2 separate regions of the Homo sapiens genome follow, and region 1 is linked to region 2. The links are chromatin contacts, found by Hi-C in ENCODE. All regions are on one chromosome and are shown on one strand. Each heading gives the region's core, a stretch centred on a gene start or an enhancer-like site at or near the end of the contact. The rest is flanking DNA. Distances are from core to core; before and after follow the strand shown. Region 1 overlaps P2RY8 (P2Y receptor family member 8). Region 2 has its middle 20 kb from the start of AKAP17A.

The links. A loop is a pair of places that touch in the nucleus more often than their neighbours do. Pooled maps may share reads with other maps.
Region 1: a loop to region 2 is called in a map of heart right ventricle, with 1.9 times the contacts of the local background. The contact joins two enhancer-like sites. A Hi-C loop is called at or near these places in 3 of 168 maps with a recorded cell type or tissue (CD4-positive, alpha-beta memory T cell, GM12878 and heart right ventricle), 13 of 37 single-sample maps with no recorded cell type and 10 of 50 pooled maps.

The regions. Positions count from the first base shown.
Region 1 is chrX:1,499,135-1,503,580 of GRCh38, reverse strand. All of the region lies in intron 1 of P2RY8 (P2Y receptor family member 8), which reads left to right. Among named protein-coding and RNA genes, the nearest start is that of P2RY8, 36 kb to the left of the region's middle. Within about 2 kb of position 2,818, at least 11 of the 41 ENCODE cell types and tissues checked have a DNase peak (open chromatin) inside an H3K27ac peak, as active enhancers do; they include heart right ventricle, where a contact is called at or near this core.
Region 2 is chrX:1,569,257-1,573,449 of GRCh38, reverse strand. No RefSeq gene overlaps it. Among named protein-coding and RNA genes, the nearest start is that of AKAP17A, 20 kb to the left of the region's middle. Within about 2 kb of position 2,794, at least 5 of the 41 ENCODE cell types and tissues checked have a DNase peak (open chromatin) inside an H3K27ac peak, as active enhancers do; they include heart right ventricle, where a contact is called at or near this core.

The DNA of each region.
Region 1 (4,446 bases), core at 1,569-4,068, 70 kb after region 2:
CCACGTTGGCCAGGCTGGTCTCGAACTCCTGACCTCAGGTGATCTGCTCGCCCTGGCCTCCCGAAGTGCTGGGATGACAGGTGTGAACCACTACGCCCAGCTGGCAGTTGTATTTTAAGTAACAAAGCTCGTGGCATGTCAGAAAGTGCCTGCATCTTTCAAACTTGTTCAGTAGTAACATTAAAATTATTTTAGGGGTGCAGAGACAAAGCCATTTCTGTGAGTCCCCTGAGGCTGACACAAAAAATGCCACAAACTGGGGAGTTCGACAACAGGAATTTACTTTCTTACAGTTCCGGGGGCCAGAAGTCTGAGATCAAAATGTCTCAGGTCCGTGCTCCCTCAAGGAGCTCTAGGGGAGGGTCCTTCCTGTCTCTCCCAGCTCCTGGGGGCTCCAGGCATCCCTGGGCTTGTGGCCGCGTCATTCCAGGCTCTGTCTCCGTCTCCACGTGGCCTTCTCCTCTGTGTCTGCGTCTCCTCTTCTGTCTTTTACCAGGGCACCTGTCATTGGATTTAGGGCCCAGCCTAATCCAGGAGTATCTCATCTTGAGATCCTTAACTCATTAAATCTGCAAAGTTCTTATTTCCAAATAAGGTCTCATTCCAGGTTCTGGGCTCTAGGATATGGACATATCTTTCCAGGATCCGCTGTTCAACCCATTACAATTGGATCCAGTTCCCTCCGGAGGCTCCTTCCTGTCTCTCCCAGCTCCTGGGGGCTCCAGGCATCCCTGGGCTTGTGGCCGCGTCATTCCAGGCTCTGTCTCCGTCTCCACGTGGCCTTCTCCTCTGTGTCTGTGTCTCCTCTCCTGTCTCTTAGAAGGACACCTGTCATTGCATTTAAGGCCCACCCAGACAATGCAGGATTATTTTCTCTCAAGATCCACAACGGAATGAATCTGCAAAGACCCTCTTTTCCAAATGAAACCCCCTCCCCAAATAGCAGGGCTCAGGACACGGACATATCTCTGGGGGCCACCATCCAACCCAGCATGGGAGGCCCTCGATCTGGGTTTGCAGGTGGGGAAGGCTGCTGAGAGTAGGGACAGGGGCGGCTCACGTGGCAGCCAGCACAGGGGCTCTTCGGCAAAGCGTGTTGCCGGGAGGCAAACAGGGTCCCCAGAGAGTCAGTAGAAAGAGGAACCTGGCTCGCAGCGGGGTCCTGTCCCTGGCTGAGTGTCACCAACACTCACTCTGTGTTCGAAGTGGGGGAGGGAGGGGAGGAGGTTTGCCACCCCCACCCCTGCCCCCCGGGAGGACATGACCAAAACAGAGATAAGCAAATCCATGTTCTTGCTCGTGTATCTTCAGTGATGTGGTCCCACTCCTCATAAACCTAGACAGGACTTTATTTCCAAATAGAAAAATGAGGCCAGGCGTGGTGGCTCACGTCTGTCATCCCAGCACTTTGAGAGGCCGAGGTGGGTGGATCACCTGAGGTCAGGAGTTCAAGACCAGCCTGGCCACCACAGTAAAACCCTGTGTCTACTAATAATACAAAAATGAGCTGGATGTGGTGGCACACGCCTGTAGTTCCAGATATTCAAGAGGCCGAGGCAGGACAATCGTTTGAACCCGGGAGGCGGAGGTTGCAGTGAGGCAAGATCACAGCGCTGCACTCCAATCTGGGTGACAGAGCGAGATTTCGTCTCAAAAAATAATAATAATAATCAATAAAAATGAAAACTCGCCGGGCGTGGTGGCTCATGCCTGTAATCCCAGCACTTTGGGAGGCCGAGACAGGCAGATCACAAGGTCCAGATATCGAGACCATCCTGGCTAACACGGTGAAACCCCATCTCTACTAAAAATACAAAAAATTAGCCGGGCGTGGTGGTGCGCGCCTGTAATCCCAGCTACTCGGGAGGCTGAGGCAGGAGAATCACTTGAACCCGGGAGATGGAGGTTGCAGTGAGCCAAGATCGCACCACTGCACTCCAGCCTGGGCAACAGAGTGAAACTTTGTCTCAAATAATAATAATAATAAAAAATAAAAATGAAAACTAAGACGGGGCAATATAGTGAGACCCCTATGTCTACAAAAATAAATAATTAGCCAGCCATGGTGGTGAGCACCTGTGGTCCCAGCTGCTCAGGAGGCTGAGGTGGGAGGATCGGTTCAGGCCAGGAAGTTGAGGTTGCAGTGAGCTATATAATGTCACCATGGCACTCTAGCCTGGGGCAACAGAGCAAGACCTTATGTCTCCATAAATAAATACAGAAAAACGAAAGTGAAAATGAAAACGCATCAGAAAGTCAAACACAGGCCAAAAGTCTGCAAAGCACCGTCACAGGGATGCACAGAGTGCTTCCAGGGGTCTGATATTTACGTCCCTTGAAGTCGGACCGAAAACATTCAGATGTAAGCCTGGACATGGTATCTGAGAAGACACAGCCACCTCCTTCCAAGACGTAGTTCACAAGAGGGCCCTGGGACTCTCCGGCCAGCTCTGTGAGCTTTGGAAGATGGGCGTAGAGTCTGTCACAGGAAGGAAGGCTGGATAGCAGCCCTGTGGTAAAGTTAAAAGGTCAGGCTTAAAAATCCCCACCTCTCCCAGGACAGAACCGAGAGATTCAGGCCACCCTGGGCCAGACAGGCGGCCCCAGCTGCTTGGCCTGGAAAACCACCCAGGGGATTGTAATGGGTCATTTCCCTCTGGCGGGGAGGTTGTGTCTCCCAGAACCTCGGAGCCTGGGTGCTGCTGGGGGCTTTCCTGGTTTTAGCACACCCAAAATCCTATGTCCACGGCAGCCCATTGGTCGTCACAAACAGGGCTGGGGGTGGCGGCGGCTCAGAGCAATGGGCCTCTGTTGACTTCTAAAGAATTAACGTGGCCGGGCGCAGGGCCTCTCGCCTGTAATCCCAAGACTTTGGGAGGGCTAGGTTGGAGGATCACCTGGGGTCAGGAGTTCGAGACCAGCCTGGCCAACATTTAGTAGAAACCCCGTCTCTACCAAAAATACAAAAATTAGCTGGGTGTGGTGGCGTGTACCTGGAATCCCAGCTACTCGGGAGGCTGAGGCAGGAGAATCACTTGAACTCGGGAGGCGGAGGTTGCAGTGAGCCGAGATCACACCACTGCACTCCAGCCTAGATGACAGAGTGAGACTCCGTCTCAAAAAACAAAAAAAAAAATTAGCTGGGCATGGTGGTGCACGCCTGTAGTCCCAGCTACTTGAGAAGCTGAGGTGGGAGGATCACTAGAACCCAGGAGTTCAAGGCTGCTGTGAGCCATGATTGTGCCAATGCACTCCAGCCTGGGCAACAGAGTGAGACCCTACCTCAAAATAAGTACATAAATAAGAGAATAAGAAAACAATTACATTAACAATAACACCAAAAAGAATAAAACAGTTAGAAATTAATCATGAAAGTAGATTTGTACACCGAAAACTAAAAAAAAACATTAAAAAACAACAACAGGCCGGGCGCGGTGGCTCACGCCTGTCATCCCAGCACTTTGGGAGGCCGAGGCAGGCGGATCATGAGGTCAGGAGATCGAGACCATCCTGGCTAACACGGTGAAACCCCGTCTCTACTAAAAATACAAAAAATTAGCTGGGCATGGTGGTACACGCCTGTAGTCCCAGCTACTCGGGAGGCTGAGGCAGGAGAATGGCGGGAACCCGGGAGGCGGAGCTTGCAGTGAGCTGAGATCACACCACTGCACTCCAGCCTGGGCCACAGAGCGAGACTCCGTCTCAAAAAGAAAAACAAAACAAAACAAAACAAAACAAAAAAACAGATTCAAAAAATTAGAGATATAAATAAATAGAAAGACATCCCAGGTTGCCTCTTGTCTTGTTCCCAAGTTACTTACGGCTCTGTTTTGGGGAAATCATTTAGAAAGTTTTGGTCAGGTTGTTTGAATGTAGTATTTTAAATTATAGGGTTTTTTTGTTTTGTTTTGTTTTTATTTCTTTTTTTTCCTTATTAATACGTTTCACCTAATGACACATTTCCCATAAGTTATAGTTTTAATATACGCAGTAAATACATAGTACGTGAAACATTGCATTAAAGTTTGGGCGTAAGAGGCGATCTGGTGATAGTTTGCAGGAACATAACCAGTAGGTGTGGCAAGCATTACCTCATGCGTAAGAAAAGGCCAGGGCCACCAGGCATGGTGGTTCACGTCTGTAATCCCAGCATTTTGGGGGCCAAGGCAGGAGGATCACCTGAGGTCAGGAGTTCGAGATCAGCCTGGCCAACATGGTGAAACCCCGTCTCTACTAAAAATATAAAAATTGGCCAGGCGTGGTGGCACACACCTCGTGTAATCCCAGCTACTCAGGAGGCTGAGGCAGGAAAATCGCTTGAACCTGGGAGGCAGAGGTTTCACTGAACCGAGATCGTGCCATTGCACTCCAGCCTGGGGGACAAGAGTGAAACTGTCTCAAAAAAAAAAAAAAAAAAGAAAAGAAAAAGAAAAAGAAAAAAAACAG
Region 2 (4,193 bases), core at 1,545-4,044:
CGAGTAGCTGGGATTACAGGCGCCTGCCACCAAGCCTGGCTATTCTTTGTATTTTTAGCAGAGATGGGGTTTCACCATGTTGGCCAGGCTGGTCTCGAACTCCTGACCTCAGGTGATCCGCCCACCTCGGCCTCCTAAAGTGCTGGGATGACAGACGTGAGCTTCCACATCTGACCCAAAATGCCATTTGTGCGTTACAAGACAGAGAGACAGTGGAGAGATTTACTTTTTTCCTTTTTTTTTTTTTTTTCTTTGAGACGGAGTCTCGCTCCGTCGCCCAGGCTGCAGTGCAGTGGCGCGATCTGGGCTCCCTGCAACCTCCGCCTCCTGGGTTCATGCCATTCTCCTGCCTCAGCCTCCCAAGTAGCTGGGACCACAGGTGCCCGCCACCACGCCGAGCTAATTTTTTGTATTTTTAGTAGAGACAGGGTTTCACCGTGTTAGCCAGGATGGTCTCGATCTCTTGACCTCGTGATCCAGCCCCTTCAGTCTCCCAAAGTGCTGGGATTACAGGTGTGAGCCACCGCGCCCCGCCCCAAGGCGACATATTCTTACGGCTTCCCCAAGGAGAGGCAATTGGAAAAAAAGGAGAAATTCTCACCCAGTGTTTCTGGATTTGGGGTTTTTCAGCAATTGCATGTCCGTCCTTCTCTGCCACCTGGCTTTTCATGACTGCCGCTATCCGATTTTCTCCAAGCTCAAAGGCAGTGATTCCAGGTGTGCAGCTCCTCCGAGGTGAAACACTTATGTCTGTTTTGCAGGTGAATGAAATGGAAATGCATGTGTGTATCCTGGGTCATCCTATGTATGCATTCGTCACTCTAGGATGAGGTTAGAAAACAAGTTGGAAGGCCAGGCGCAGTGTCTCACATGTCTGTAATCCCAGCACTTTCGGAGGCCGAGGCGGGTGGATCACGAGGTCAGGAGTTCAAGACCAGCCTGGGCGGTGTAGCAAGTCCCCGTCTTTAAAAAAGCCACAAAAATTAACCGGGAGAGGTAGTACATGCCTGTGGTCCCAGCTACTCAGGAGGCTGAGGCAGGAGAATGGCTTGAACCCAGGAGGCAGAGGTTGCGGTAAGCTGAGATCATGTCACTGCACTCCAGCCTGGGTGACAGAGCGAGACTCCGTCTCAAAAAAAAAAAAAAAAACAAACAACAGGCATGGTGGCTCATGCCTGTAATCCCAGCACTTTGGGAGGCTATGGGTGGATCATGAGGTCAGGTGTTCGAGACCAGCCTGGGTGATGTAGCAAGGCCCCGTCTTTAAAAAAGACACAAAAGTTAACTGGGAGACGTAGTACACGCCTGTGGTCCCAGCTACTCAGGAGGCTGAGGCAGGAGAATGGCTTGAATCCAGGAGGCAGAGGTTGCAGTAGGCTGAGATCATGCCACTGCACTCCAGCCTGGGCAACAGAGCGAGACTCCGTCTCAAAAAAAAAAACAAACAACAGGCACGGTGGCTCATGCCTGCAATCCCAGCACTTTGGGAGGCTGAGATGGGTGGATCACGAGGTCAGGTTCGAGACCAGCCTGGGCGATGTAGTAAGGCCCCGTCTCTAAAAGAGACACAAAAATTAACCAGGAGAGGTAGTACACACCTGTGGTCCCAGCTACTCAGGAGGCTGAGGCAGGGAATTGCTTGAACCCGGGAGGTAGAGGTTGCAGTGAGCTGAGATTGTGCCACTGTACTCCAGCCTGGGTGACAGAGCGAGCCTCCATCTCAAAAAAAAAAGGCCAGACACGGTGGCTCACGCCTGTAAACCCAGCACTCTGGGAGGCCAAGGCAGGTGGATCACGAGGTCAAGAGATCGAGACTATCCTGGCCAACATGGTGAAACCCCCTCTCTACTAAAATTACAAAAATTAGCCAGGCATGGTGGTGCATGCCTTTAGTCCCAGCTACTTGGGAGGCTGAGGCAGGAGAATCCCTTGAACCCGGGAGGCAGAGGTTGCAGTGAGCCGAGATTGCACCACTGCACTCCAGCCTGGTGACAGAGCAAGACTCCGTCTCAAAAAAAAAAAAAAAAAAAAACAAGTTAGAAAGCCAGCAGCCCACAGGACAAGCTGTAAACTTACCTGTGAATTCTCATTATTTTATCAAGGAGTTTACTTTTCCATGGCTACATGTGGCACCACGATGCAAGGATTACGTTGAATGGAGCCTGGCTTTTTTTTCTGGTTAAGCAGTGCACATAATACTGAACATTCAACAGGGGAAAATGAGCTTCCTATCGTGTGTGTGTGTGTGGTGTTCCCGGCGGTACCCACTGTACTGCTATGTTGCTATCTTGGGTTCACAGGTTGTGTTTCTCATCTGTCATCCTGCTGTCATCCCTCTCCCTTGACAAATGACGAAGCTGAAATCCCCCTGCGGACTGGGCATTTGGGTACATGGTGTCAGTCGGAGTCAGAGGTCTGGGCTCCGGACCCTTCCCTGCAGGCTCAGGTGCAAGAGCTCAGGGGCTTCTGTGAAGGCCCAGGTGTCAGGCTGGGGTAGCTGAGCAGGTCCTTATGGGGAGGGAGTTTCTTCAGAGGTGCCTGTGCCACGAGGCAGGAGTATGAGAAGACTAGGAAACTGGCTGGTGTCACGACTCAGGCACGGTAAGCATTGACTCTTTTTACGGGAAGAACACGGGAAGGTAGGATGTGGCCCCCAACGCCTCGTTACAGCTGTAAACGTCTCTGCAATTCTGCCTGCCCATCTCAACACAGAGGCCGCAGGATGCCTGCAGAATGATTCGGTAGAAATAGGACAGGAAGGAGTCAGGAAATGGTTGGCAAGCAGCCATCCTCCCCTACCGTATTGCTTACCCCGTCCTCCAAAACTTTTTTTTTATTGTGGTAAAATATACATAACACAAAAACGATCATCTTGTCCTTTTTGTGTGTGTGTGTGTGTGAGACGGAGTCTCACTCTGTCACCCAGGCTGGAGTGCAGTGGCGTGATCTCAGCTCACTGCAACCTCCGCCTCCTAGGTTCAAACAATTCTACTGCCTCAGCCTCCCGAGTAGCTGGGATGACAGGTGCTCGCCACCACACCCTGACTAATTTTTTTTATTTTTTGTACATACGGGGTTTCACCATCTTGGCCAGGCTGGTCTTGAACTCTGACCTCGTGATCCATCCACCTCAGCCTCCCAAAGTGCTGGGATTACAGCCGAGAGCCGCTGTACCCAGCCATCATCTTGTCCATTTTTTTGTGAGTCTTGTCAGGTTTCTACAATTTTTTTTTTTTTTTTTGAGACAGAGTCTCACTCTGTCACCCAGGCTGGAGTGCATCAGTGCAAACTTGGCTCACTGCAGCCTCCGCCTCCCGGGTTCAAGTGATTCTCCTGCCTCAGCCTCCTGAGTGGCTGGGATTACAGGGGTGCACCACCATGCCCCACTAATTTCTGTATTTTTAATAGAGATGGGGTTTCACTATGTTCGTCAGGCTGGTCTCGAACTCCCAACCTCAGGTGATTTACCCACCTCGGCCTCCCAAAGTGCTGGGATTACAGGCACGAGCCACCATGTCCAACCCAATTTTTTTTTATTGTGGTAAAATACACGTAACTTTAAAACCATCATCCTGCCCACTTTTGGAGAGTCTTGTGACGCGTCCGCATTTTTAATAAACTTCAAACTGTATCATTTCAAGTTAGCTCTTTTTCCTTTTTGATGTTTTAACTTTTATTTTAGGTTCGGGAGGTACGTGAGATGGGGGATTTTGCTACCGATCATTTCATCACCGAGGTACTTAGCCTAGTGCCGAATAGGTATTTTTCCTGCTCCTCTCCCTCTTCCCACCTTCTACCCTCACATAGCCCCCAGAGTCTGTTGTTTTTTAATTTGTGTTCAAGTGTCATCATTATTTAGCTCCCACTTATAAGAGAGAACATGTATTATTTAGCTTTCTGATCCTGTGTTAGTTTGTTAAAGATAATGGCCTCCAGCTCCATCCATGTCCCTGCAAAGGACATGATCTCATTTCATTATTATTATTATTATTATTATTTTTATTTTTATTTTTAGACGGAGTCTCTCTCTGTCGCCCAGGCTGGCATGCAGTGGCGCGATCTCGGCTCACTGCAAGATCCGCCTCCCGGATTCACGCCATTCTCCTTCCTCAGCCTCCCCAGCAGCTGGGACTACAGTCGCCCACCACCACACCTGGCTAATTTTTTTCTATTTTTAGTAGAGATGAGGGTTT